Linked DNA regions of Homo sapiens: region 1 is linked to region 2. A link is a loop called in an ENCODE intact Hi-C map of the cell type or tissue named here. Cell type or tissue: ascending aorta. All regions are shown on one strand. Each heading gives the region's core, and the rest is flanking DNA. Links, peaks and the distances in the headings are about the cores only.

Region 1 (6,222 bases), core at 855-5,854, 120 kb before region 2:
TTGGACTGAAGCTTTCTCTTCTAAAAGATTAATACTTTAAGTTAGTGTTGTCAAATAGGGCTTTTTACAATGATGAAAATGTTCTATATCTGTGCTGTCCACCTGGTAGGTATGACATGCCACGTGTGGCTATTGAGCATTGAAATGGGAATAGTACAACAGCTGTTACCAAAACCTAATAACAAGTATCATTCAAAGCTTGCAGATTTTGTTTTTCCAACTGGGAAATACAAAACATTTAGCACTGTTAATGGACAGAGAAATCCACTTCAGTAGTGAAATTCTTAAGATTCTCCCATTAAAACATACACTTTTTGTCCTTATTCTCAAAATCTGAGAAAGCAACACAAATTTATGGTCTTCTTTAAATCAACATTTGAAAACACCATCGCAAAATTACAACTGAGACAGTGAGAGATCTAACCTAACCAATTCCATCTTGCTTCTAACCTCCAAGCTGTCCTTGTTCATTCCTGGTCGTAGGCTGACCTAACTTTGGGAGGAACTTAGTTTATAGTTTAGCTTTGAAACAAAGACAATAGCAGCCCTTTCCAAAACAAACCCGCTTCCTGCCTGGGGACTAGACTGCTTTCGCAGGACTAACAAATTAGCCACAAGATTATAAATTATGGTTTAGGAGTCATGCAGCTGGAGGCTGCAAGATTCTAAACCTCCCCCAATTGCTCCTCAGGATAACATCACTATTGTAAAACCGAAGATCAGTTCTTGAGATATTTTGCAGCCCCTGTACTCTATGGATCAGCTAGCACCACCCATAACGATAAACTGGCTCATCTGGTCTTGTGGCCCCCATCCAGAAATTAAGCCAACACAAGAGGACAGCTTCGACTCCCTCTGATTTCATCTCCGACCCGACTAATCAACTTTCCCAACTCACTGGTCCCCTACCCACCAAATTATCCTTAAAAACTGCAATCCACTTGGGGAGACTGATTTGAATAATAATAAAACGGGTCTCCCACACAGCCGGCTTTGCATGCCCGTCTTGATAAATGGTTCTGTCTAGGCAGTGGGCAAGCTGAACTCATTGGGTGGTTACACATTTTCAAATTTTCAGAGCTTTCCTTAGACTAAAACTTTACCATCAGTCCTAAGGTAGTATGATCCATGCTACAAAACTCGCCATAAAACCTTACTATGTAACACTGCTATAGAAATCTATAAAGTGTTTCCTTCGTAGGAGGGCCGTAGGCAGCCATGGCGCCCAGCAGGAATGGCATGATGTTGAAGCCCCACTTCCACAAGGACTGGCAGCAGCGTGTGGCCACGTGGTTCAACCAGAAGATCCGCAGAATCAAGGCCCGGCAAGCCAAAGGGCGCTGCATCGCCCCGCGCCCGGAGAGTCGGGACCCATCTGGCCCATTGTGCTGTGCCCTGCTGTGCGTTATCACATCAAGGTGCGCGCCGGCAGAGGCTTCAGCCTGGAGCTCAGGGTGGCGGGCATTCACAAGAAGGTGACCCGGACCACTGGCATCTCTGTGGATCCGAGGAGGCAGAACAAGTCCACCGATTCCCTGCAGGCCAATGTGCAGCGTCTGAATGAGTATTGCTCCAAACTCATCCTCTTCCCCAGAAAGCCCTCGGCCCCCAAGAAGGGAGACAGTTCTGCTGAAGAACAGAAATTGGCCACCCAGCTGACAGGACCGGTCATGCCCATCAAGAATGTAAGGAGAAAGCCCGAGTCATCACTGAGAAGTAGAGGAATTGCAAAGCTTTCGCTAGTCTCCGCATGGCCGGTGCCAATGCTTGGCGGCAATGCTCGGCTCTTCGGCATATGGGCAAAAAGAGCCAAGGAAGCTGAAAAACAGGATGTGTGAAAGCAAAAATAAAGCCCTCTTGGGGACTTGTAATAAATACGTTTTAAAAGAAATCTATAAAGTTTAAACTGATTCTTCCTCTGACAGAGAAAGGCAGTTTCTTAACAGATAGAAAACACGTGAAACTGGTGGTCGGTCACTTCCCAATAAGATCTCAGGAGTGGGGAGAAATAACACAAGATTTAGGAACTATGCCAACGTTTACGACCCCAGGTCTAGAGGTCAAGCCGTGCACTTGGTCTCTCAAGTCGCCTGCTTGGCCCTCTTCCAAGTGTACTTTCCTTCATTAGTGCTCTAAATATTTTCAATAATTTTTCACCCCTGCTCTAAGACTTGCCTCGGTCTCTCCTTCGGCATTATGCTCCTCAATCGAATTCTTTCCTTCTCCTGAGGAGGCAAGAATTAATGTTGCTGCAGACTCCTTACAGATAACTGCCACCGCTAATATGTTGAGATGTTCACACATGCATGTGTGAGGCCCTTCAAAATGTGAGCTGCGGTTAGAATTGGGAAGAGAAGGGAGTGGGGATATGTATCTTTGTTTTCTGATTGCCTTCCATATCTTTTAAAACTAGCTAAGTGCTGCTTCAAGTCAGCCAGATACGAAGGCTTCAATTTATTTAACACAATAAAGAACTTCTATTTGGATCCAAAGCTTACATTATGCTTTAATAAAAGTTACCCTAATAAAGTCAGAAACAATAACAATGAGTCAAAGAAATGCATACAAAGTAGGCCAGGCGTGGTGGCTCACGCCTGGAATCCCGGCACTTTAGGAGGCAGAGGCGGGTGGATCGTGGATCACTTGAGTTCAGGAGTTCGAGACCAGCCTGGCCAACATGGTGAAACCCCCGTTTCCACTAAAAAAAAAAAAATTAGCCGGGCATGGTGGTGCATCATGCCTGTAATTCCAGCTACTCGGGAGGCTAAGGCAGGAGAATCACTTGCATCTGGGAGGCACAGCTTGCACGTGAACCGAGATGGTGCCATTGCACTCTGCACTCCAGCCTGGGAGACAGAGTGAGACTCTTGTCTCCAAAAAAAAAAAAAAAAAAAGCCTACAAAAAGCTTACAAAGTCTAAAATCGGACGAACAAGAGGACACCTGATGGGGGAAAAGAAAAGAGATTGCGATGGGAAGAGAGTGGTGGGGAAATCCGTGGGACAGTTTTCCTATTTTCTGGGTCTGTCCCTTGACCAAGGAACAGCTCAAAAAAGAAAGGATCTAAAATAAATTGTAAAAAATTACCTGTGGTTTCGCATTTGTTTTCTGTCTTTTTCTTTCTTGCTTGATCTTCGATAATACTGGGAAATGTAACCAATGTGATTGGGCTTGTTAATTTGGTGCCTTGCTTGTTTTTCGGGTTTTGGAATTCTGCCAGTCTGTGCTTCCGCGGCCTCTTTCATTTTGTCTTTCATCTCTTGACACAGCCACCCAGGGTGGTGTCAAAGCCTTAGAGCAGAAATGCATCAATATTGAAAGCAAAACGGAGCTTGTTTTCCTTGGTTTCCATGTGAATTTGAAGAATTGAGAGAGAATGAAAGTGCCACAAAAACAAAAGAAAAAAAATTGAGGCGAGTCGTGGACATGATAGACATGATTTTGCAAACAAGGCACATCTAGGAGAAAAGGCGGGAGAAAAATGAAGCTGGAGGTGCCGGGGATTGAACCCGGGGCCTCGTGCATGCTAAGCACGCGCTCTACCACTGAGCTACACCCCCCAACGCTCAACGTGGGCCAAAATATTTCTATGACCTGTTACTATTATCGGTCGTGCCAAGAAGCATATTTTGTCGAACTTAATTTTGAATTCGCTATACTGGATATTGTTTCCTGACTGCGCTGAGAGAAGGAAAACTGAATGTTATATCGAAAGTCCCGTGCTGGGCCTGGGATCTCCCGCTGCAGGTCACCCTCTCGGACGGCCGCTCGACAACCACCTATCGGGGTTTATAAGGGAGCCGTCCTGCCTGGCCGCCCCCCAGAGAAAGGTCTGTGATGGGGTGATTCTGCTTGGAAAGGTTGCCAGGAAACCGCGAGCATAACGCAGAAAGATAAAACGAAAGCCCTAAACGCCGCCGTGGGAATTTAAGTCCAAGGGGCAGAGAAAACAGGAGGGGAATTGCAGATCGGCTTGTCCCGGTCGTAGTTACTGCCCCTGCAGGTTCCCGCGCCCAGCCTCGGGATGGAGAACCTGGCACGCTACGTTTCGCGGGCTCTGAGACTCGGGTGGTGAGAGTCGCCGAGATGCGCACTGGGAAGAGAAAAGAGCCAGGACGCACCTGCATTTATGGCGCCATCGCCCGGGCGGAATCCTCCACGGAATAAAAAGTATGCAGAAGCAAGGCGATTTATGACTGCATAAACCCTCCGTGCTCCTGGAGAGTTCTTAGACCTCTCCACTCCTTGGCACAACTGACCTCTCCACTCTTCGACAAACTGGCAAGCGCTTGCCGCCGTTCGCCAAACCTTGGTACGACAGTCAATCCAGAAATGAGCTTCTGGAACAAATCCTAAATCCTTTTTTGTCTGTCTTCTTCTGATTCGCTCTCATCCTTAAGGGACCTGTTTCTCCTTCAAAACCTGAAAACATCTAACCTATAGTACCAACCCCAGATCCAGGCCTGGCCTTCCTGACCAGTCAAAGCCAGTTGGACTGTGCGCCTAGAAGTGGACAGACATGCGAAATGCCATACTGTATACGTACAATGCATAGGCCAAAGGCGACCCTATGACCCAGAGATTAGAAAGACTCGGACGTCTTTTGACTGGGTTCAGGTCACACTACTCCCAAAATACGACACCTCGGCATTTGAGAAAACAGCAGAAGCAGAAACGTTTTTCTCTGGGCCCTTGTTCCGTGAAGCGGGCCATGAAAGCTACCTGATCTTCCAATTAAAGTAGGTGATAAGACCGTCAATTCAGAGGGGAGAAAATGTACTTGGAGGAAATAAACGAAGACACAGAGATGCCAAAGAGAACCTGAATAAACAGGCTTTGCTAAGTTCACCCCAGTTTATAACCATTAGATCATACCCCCTTTTATCCAATTATACTGCTATGGGACTATCCACTTCATCAAACCTAAGCATAAAAATATAGGAAGTCCTCACTTATTGTCAGTTGGTTTTTGGAAACTATTACTTTAAGCAAAATAAAACTAATTCTACCATAGACTAGACTAATTGATTTAAGAGTTAATTTTCTTGGCAAATGTCTGATCACAAAAACACCAAATTTCTAAATAAGGACTCCAAACACTTCTAACACTAAATATTGAAAAAAATATGAGCTGCACCTCAAGTTAAGATCAGCAAAAACGACATGATTGATTTATTTTTGGTGAATCAGTGACTGCAATTCTAGTGGTGGCAGGTTATATCAAGGAATAAATGTTTGTGAAATAGCAGTTGTAAGGAGCAACTCCTACTAACACACAATTCGTAAAACATTGTGTCCGGAATTGGCGGGTTCTTGATCTCACTGATTTCAAGAAAGCCACAAGTCCTCCGGATGAGTGTTACAATCGTTAGATGCGGTGTAGCCAGAGTTCATTCCCTCTGACGTTCGGATGTGTTATAGAGTTTCTTCCTTCTGGTGGTTTGGTCTTCTACTGGCTCAGGAGTGAAACTGCAAACCTTGGCAGTCAGTGTTACATCTTCTAAGGCGGCGCCTCCGGAGTTGTTTGTTCTTGCCCGAGAATTCATGTTTTTCCTAACTTCAAAAGATAAGCTGCAGACCATCAACAAATTACAGCTCATAAACGTAGTGTAAACCCAAAGAACAATCAAGATCCATCGCAGAGAGCGAAAAATCACTTCCGCACCGTGGGAAAAAGCCCGAACACGTTGTCGCAGTTGGTTCCGGCAGCCTGCTTTTATTATCTTGTCTGGCCCCACCCACATCCTGCTGATTGGTCCATTTTACAGAGAACTGACTGGTCTGTTTTACAGAGAGCTGATTGGTCCATCTTCACAGAGTGCTCATTGGCGCGTTTACAATCCCTGAGCTAGACACAAAAGTTCTCCAAGTCCCCACCAGAGTAGCTAGATACAGAGTGTCCATTAGTGAATTCACAAACCCTGAGCTAGACACAGGGTGCTGATTGGTGTGTTTACAAACCTTGAGCTAGATACAGAGTGCCGATTGGTGTATTTACAATCCCTTCGCTAGACATAAAGGTTCTCCAAGTCCCCACCAGAGTAGCTAAATACAGAGTGTCCATTGGTGCATTCACAAACCCTGAGCTAGACACAGGGTGCCGATTGGTGTGTTTACAAACCTTGAGCTAGATACAGAGTGCCGATTGGTGTATTTATAATCCCTTAGGTAGACGTAAACGTTCTCCAAGTCCCTACCAGACTCAGGAGCCCAGCTGGCTTCA
Region 2 (6,222 bases), core at 357-5,356:
TCCCCCAGATGATTGATGTCTGATTACCTTGGCCTGTCTTCAGCAAGAATCCTGTTAGGTTTGTTTGGCCAGAATTCCCCTTACCTCTGAGGTTTTCTCTTGGTAATTTCCTGTCCACTGACCAGGACACACTGCTCCTTGGCTATAAATTCCCATTTGCCCATGCTATATTCAGAACTGAGGCCGATCTCTTTCCCTCACTGCAAAACCTCCTTGCAATGGTCCCTTGTGCCTATCCCGATAGTCCTGAATAGTCTTCCTTACATTGCTTTCAGAAGTATCACTAAATAATTTTTTTAAAAAACAAATTGCATGGCATGAGAACTTCATAATCTAAGACAGAGATTTGGAAAAGGTTTGAACTTCCAGCTTTTTCAGGAACTTCCCACATAAAAACCTGTACACAACTATTCTTATCGGATTGGATAAAACACCTAAAGAGACATTTCACCGAAGAAGATATACAGATGGCAAACGAGCACATAAAAATGTTTTCAACATCCTTAGCACTAGGGAAATACAAATTACGACCAAGATGAGATATCACTATACATCTATCAGAATGACTAAAATAAAAATAGTGGCAACAACCAAATGCTGATGAGGCTGTATACATGTAGGTGGGAATGTGAAATGTAGCTGTTCTGGAAAACAGTTGGCAGTTTCTTAAAAAGCTAAATGTGCAAGTACCATACCACCCGGCAGCTGCACTCCTGGACATTTATCTTGGCTAAACGAAAATTTATATTAACACTAAAACCAGTATGCAAATGTTTATGGTAGCTTTATTTGTAAAAGTCAAAAGCTGAAAATGACTCAAATGTCTTTCAGCAGGTGAATGTTCAAACTGGTAAATTCATACCACAGAATGCTAGTGAGCGAGAAATAAGAATGAACTACTGATGCTGAACAACCTAGATGAATCTCTAGAGAATTACACTGAGTGCAAAAAGCCAATCCTAATAGGTTACATAATGTATGATTCCATTTTCATAACATTCTCGAAATGATGAAATCATAAAAGTGAAAAACAGATTACTAGTTGCCAGAGGTTGAGGCAGGAACAGTAGGCAAGTGGGTGTGGCTGTAAAAGGGCCAAAAGGAATCCTTGTGGTGATGGAAATGTTTTGCATCTTGACTTTATCAATATCAATATCAATATCCGGATTGTGATTTTGTGCTATAGTTTTGCAAGATGTTACCATTGGGGGCAAGCAGGTAAAGGGGACATGGGACCTCTCCATATTATTTCTTATAACTGCATGTGAATCTACGACTACCTAAAAATTAAACATTTAATTTAAAAAAAGACCAAAGTCATTAAAATTGGAGGGATAGGGAGCTGAAAGGGAAGAGCAAGAGAGTATGGAGAAAAATAATGGAGAGTCAAGTTGATACAGGAGATACAAAGAAATTGCTTAGGTAGTTAGGGCAAAAGAGTCCTCGGCAGAACTTCTCTTCTAACAAAAAGCAGCCCTAGAAATTATTCCTTTTCTAACAAAGAGCAGCCTGCAAGATGGAGCTGCAGACATAGATAAGGAAGCTGGAAACTTGCATGGGGGAAGGCTGGCAGCTGCACCGATAGAAAAGGTCTACCTGGGGGTGAGGCATGTCCACCATGAGGCTCCACCTTCCCTTTTTTGTTAGCATGTGTACAGTAAGAAAGAAATGGGCAACATGGAGAAGTTCAGGCAGAGAACCCACCTGCATAATAACAGATTGGGGTGAGGGTTGCCAGAGATTCACACCCTATGCAGTTGGCACACCTGGTCCTATCTGGGTTTTTCATGCCTTATGTAGATCAGACACCATCTCCCCACTAGCTCATCTGTAAAACCCCCTGCATTTCACCGAATTTCGGCAACCCATTTTTCCAGGACCCCTCTCTGTAGCAGAGAGATATTTTCTTTCTTTCGCCTATTAAATTTCCACTCTTAACCTCTCTGTGTGTCCAGGTCCTTGATCTCTGTGGCTGTGAGACGATGAATCTAGGGTGTCACCCCAGACAACGAGGCTGCTTCAAAATCCCAAAGTCCAAAGGAGGACTGCTTCATAAGGGAAGGATTGTTTATAGGTTGGTATACTGTGCAAAATTAAGTATAGGACCAAAAACAGCCAAGACATTTGAAAGTTGGAAAGTTGATGGTAATGGTTTCCTGGGATTGGAAGGCAGACCTCCTCCGCTGATGAGCAAATAATGAGGTAAACATTGTTCTTTCAACAGGTTTGGTGCTGAGTGGAAGGAAAGAGTCTGAGGATAATGCATAAGGTCATGTGTTCCATTTTTGTTGTCCAAAGATAGAGGTTTAGACATTCTGTAATTTGAAGAGAGGCACGTAAGGAGGAGAGAGATGAAAGACACAAACATAGAGCAAAATGGAATGGGTAGAGGGTTCAAAAGCTCAGATGGAATATTAAGTAGACTTGGAAATGAGAGACCATTCCTCCGAGTAGGAAGACAGGGGTTGAATATGCCAAGAGCTAGCAAATTAGGAGGTTAGGAAAAAGGTGGCTGAGGGAATATGCTGGCTGTCTCCCTTTCACAGCGCAGCAGCCACCCCTCCCCTCCCCCACCTCTAGCAAGTAGCCACTTTTTCAACAGCTTAGGCGGCTCCTTTTTCCAGGAAACTTCCCTTCAGTTCACCGGCCGTGCCTCTCTCTATCCTTTTCCTCGGAGCAGGCTGTGCTATGATCAAGGCATTGTGACCCCTGTGACCCACACGTACACATCCAGAAGGTCTCCTGGAGCCAGAAAGTCTGGGACAACAGGAAAACCACAAAAGAAGAAAAACAGCTCCTGTCTTAGCTGATTAGCCAACCTTGCGACCTTCTACCATTGTAACATGCTCTACCCTAACTGATCAATCAACTTCGTGACACTGTGCTCTGTGACCCCTCCCACCTTGTGATAATGTACCTTGTGACATTCTTCCCTTGCCCGCAATAAACGGGCCCTTATTGTATCTTTCCACTGCTTACTCCTAACCTATAAAACTAGCTGCAATCCCACCACCCTCCGGTGGTGGGACTCCCTTTTCGGACTCAGCCCGCTCGGACCAGAGTGAATAAACAGCTTGTTGCTCACACTTAGCCTGTTCAGGTTGTCTCTTCAGTTAGACGCGCGCATAACACTAACAATTCACTTAATAAATATTTATTGAGGGAACAGAGGTCGCAAATAAAATGTAATTAGTATTGCTCAAGATTAAACTTCTTTCAGCACGTTTGCCTTTTCTTCTTTTATCTAGTGAGATGTTGAAACCCATACCTAGAGTTCTGCTACAGAAATAAACGTATCCCACAGTGTTCTTGCGATTTCCTTTATGAATTTGAGAAAAATATGACCCCATTTTAGGTTCTAAGGAGTGTTTCTGTATTGTAGAAGGAAAATTCCATATTTGTATTGCCGTGGGCACAAAAAACCGAGCGCTCTCATGCCGAAACCCGGGATCGAACCAGGGACCTTTAGATCTTCAGTCTAACGCTCTCCCAACTGAGCTATTTCGGCTCCGCCCACGCCACTTAAAAATAAGGCTTAATGAATTTATTACTTATGTTTTTTATTTACTATTAGGTATTTATTAAAAAAAAAACCCACAATGACAGGTACTCCGAAGGAACCAAAGACAAATTAAAAAATTATTTCGTTCTTCAAATGGCTCACCACTTTATGCAAAGAAAAGCAAGAAGACAATTACAAATTGATGCTACAATTTATTCTCGGTTGAATGCACACATCGAAACAGAGCACGTTCCATCATCCAGTTACGAACTTCCCAAATTACTCTTATGGCATTGCCACGCCCTCTGCCGTCCAGATTTTATTGGTTGGTGCAAAACAGGAGGTCAGTGAATACGAGAGCATGACCGTGCACTAACTCGTCGGAAAAGTAGAAGTCAACTGTGTGCGTATGTGTTGAGTTCTCGCTTCATAAATATGTTTTAATAAACCTACTTCAGCTTCCCTGGTGGTCTAGTGGTTAGGATTCGGCGCTCTCACCGCCGCGGCCCGGGTTCGATTCCCGGTCAGGGAATGAGGTTTTTCTGTTTTAACCTCCAAATTCTTTCATCCAGGAACGAAATCTCTGAGTAAACAGCAAATTGTGGATAAGTTAACTTTCAATTTTCATAGGAGGCATTTTCTGCATAGAAACCCTGTTCCTGTTTTAGTATTCCAGGTACAAAATGACAAGCAATGTAATTTTCAATTATTTTAAAACATTTATTAATGAATACTTAATCTAGCGTAGACCGAGTGTCCGGCATTGTTCTAAGTAAGCGCTTTAACATTTTTAACTCAATTGGGTGATTCAGTAAGCGGGAAATTCCGGAGACAATCCATTAGGAGTTAGTTGAGATTAGCATAACCTTTTGAAAAGACAGTTATGAAGATGACAGAGAAGAAATGGCGAAGTCATTTCTGGGAGATTTGATCGCTGTGTTCAAGCTTCTGAAGCTGCTAGAGCCTCGGTGGTTTAGACACCTACTCTATCTTCCTCGGATTTCTCTGTAAGTTTCACGCTGCTCCAACTGGGCGCTAGGGGATAGCCCTAGAAATACCTACACAGTAATTTAATATTCTGGGCCAAAGCAGTTTCAGGACTGCTTCATCTCTCCAGCGCTTCAACCTTTTTTCCCCTATGAAGGTACAAATTATGTTTTTTTCCTAAGAGAGGATAGGAGAAGGTCATAAACATGAAATTAAAACCTGCTGTCACAAAACTGAGAAACAGGCAAACAATGAATTCAGCACCATCTCTGAATGCACATTTGGTAAATTTACCGAGAGCTACTGGAGAAAAAGCAGACTTTTTGTTTCTCTCCTGACAAGGTTTGGTGACCCTGTGCTAACTGGTTCCTGTCTGACAATATCGGGGCATGAATCTTTGTTTCTTGGTCTGTCTAAAGAGCAGCTATTGCTTATTATTTCTTTCTTATATCTGCTAAGAGTTTGGGGCACGTATGACTTCTCTACAAGTTTCCAAACAAAGATCGTGGTGCTCCTGATCTTATTTCACCAACAAATGGAATATGTGATTTTTTGTTTGTTTTTTGAAATGGAGTCTCTCTTTGTCGCCCAGGCTGGAGTGCAGTGGCCCGATCTCAGCTCACTGCAACCTCCGTTTCCCGGGTTCAAACAATTCTCCTGTCTCGGCCTCCCGAGTAGCTGGGATTAAAGGCACGTGCCACCACTCCAGGTTAATTTTTGTATTTTTAGTAGAGACGCGGTTTCACCATGTTGGCCAGGCTGGTCTCGAACTCCTGATCTCAAGAGACCCACCCGCCTCAGCCTCCCGAAGTGCTGGGATTACAGGCGTGAGCCACCGCTTCCAGCCAGGATGTGATGTTGTTATGATCCAGTTAAATGAAGCAGGACTTTTTCTAATTAATTGCACTTTCTCTTCTCTTCCCTGGCTCCATATATTCACAGTTTCCAAAACTTCCTTGAGATGGGACACTCTTTTGTCATCTTGTCAGTTCTGTCCTTGAATTAATAAACTTTGACACATACATAAGATCAATTTGACTAAGAAATCTTATTTTGACATAGACATAAAAGTAATATGGTTTGTAAAATTCCTGTATATACGGAAGCCTTTTAATCTAATGTTTCATAGGAATTCAACCCTCTAGGCCTGCTGGTGATCAGTTCTTGAAAAGCACCCTCTTTTCGTGATATCACACGTTGTCTCCTCTATGTGCAGCAAGAATCTCTTGCTTCATTAGTTTTTATGCCTCTGCTTTCAGAAAACAGTCTGGTTGGGACCCCTGTGAAAGGAACTGTCTGGCTTAACTTATCTTGATTAATGCCTCTTTTTTTCTTTTCTTTTCTTTTCTTTCATTTTCCACATAAAGCTAATTGGATTAGAGAAAAAGAACTCTTCTTCGAATGCTACCAGTTTCTTTCCTTCTCATCTGAGCTATTATTCATTGTCCATAGGAAAAAAAATTCCCTAATTTTGGCACGGTAGGTTCTGTTTATTCACCAGACTTGCTACCGTTTACTCGTCAGCTCAGAGAGAACGTCGAAAAAATATAACAAAACCAAAATATGCATCAAGACAAGAGGAGGAAAGAGAATGTGAAAGACTACTAAAAAAAAAAAAAAAAAAAAAAAAAGTCAACAGCTAGGGTCAAGGAATCAATCTGCAAATATTCAGAGCCAGTAGGCTTGTACTACACTAGTCACTATGGAAAATGAAAAATGACCAAGACAGAAAT

What was found. A loop is a pair of places that touch in the nucleus more often than their neighbours do. Peaks named below come from ENCODE experiments on the same cell type or tissue, not always from the same donor. Only the 100,000 strongest peaks of a DNase experiment are listed, where the experiment ranks them.
Region 1: a loop joins it to region 2, with 10 times the contacts of the local background. A loop is called at or near these places in 43 of 110 quality-filtered maps.

The regions. Positions count from the first base shown.
Region 1 is chr6:28,860,198-28,866,419 of GRCh38, forward strand. LINC01623 (long intergenic non-protein coding RNA 1623) reads right to left here and starts at 3,480. Exons shown (of 2, transcript NR_033379.1): 1 at 3,087-3,480; 2 at 1-1,818. TRA-AGC2-2 (tRNA-Ala (anticodon AGC) 2-2) reads right to left here and starts at 3,559; the gene lies at 3,488-3,559. It also overlaps the pseudogene RPL13P. RefSeq lists an enhancer at 5,672-6,222. In ascending aorta, for the core only: no CTCF peak of the experiment used is centred there; DNase peaks (open chromatin) are centred at 3,584, 4,064 and 5,805; H3K4me3 peaks cover 1,639 bases; H3K27ac peaks cover 1,084 bases.
Region 2 is chr6:28,978,237-28,984,458 of GRCh38, forward strand. TRF-GAA1-2 (tRNA-Phe (anticodon GAA) 1-2) reads right to left here and starts at 3,508; the gene lies at 3,436-3,508. TRE-CTC1-6 (tRNA-Glu (anticodon CTC) 1-6) reads left to right here and starts at 3,963; the gene lies at 3,963-4,034. RefSeq lists a cis regulatory region at 2,395-3,217. In ascending aorta, for the core only: CTCF peaks have their summits at 3,010 (motif pointing left) and 3,838 (motif pointing left); DNase peaks (open chromatin) are centred at 2,624, 3,015, 3,475, 3,845 and 1 weaker place; H3K4me3 peaks cover 2,737 bases; H3K27ac peaks cover 2,539 bases.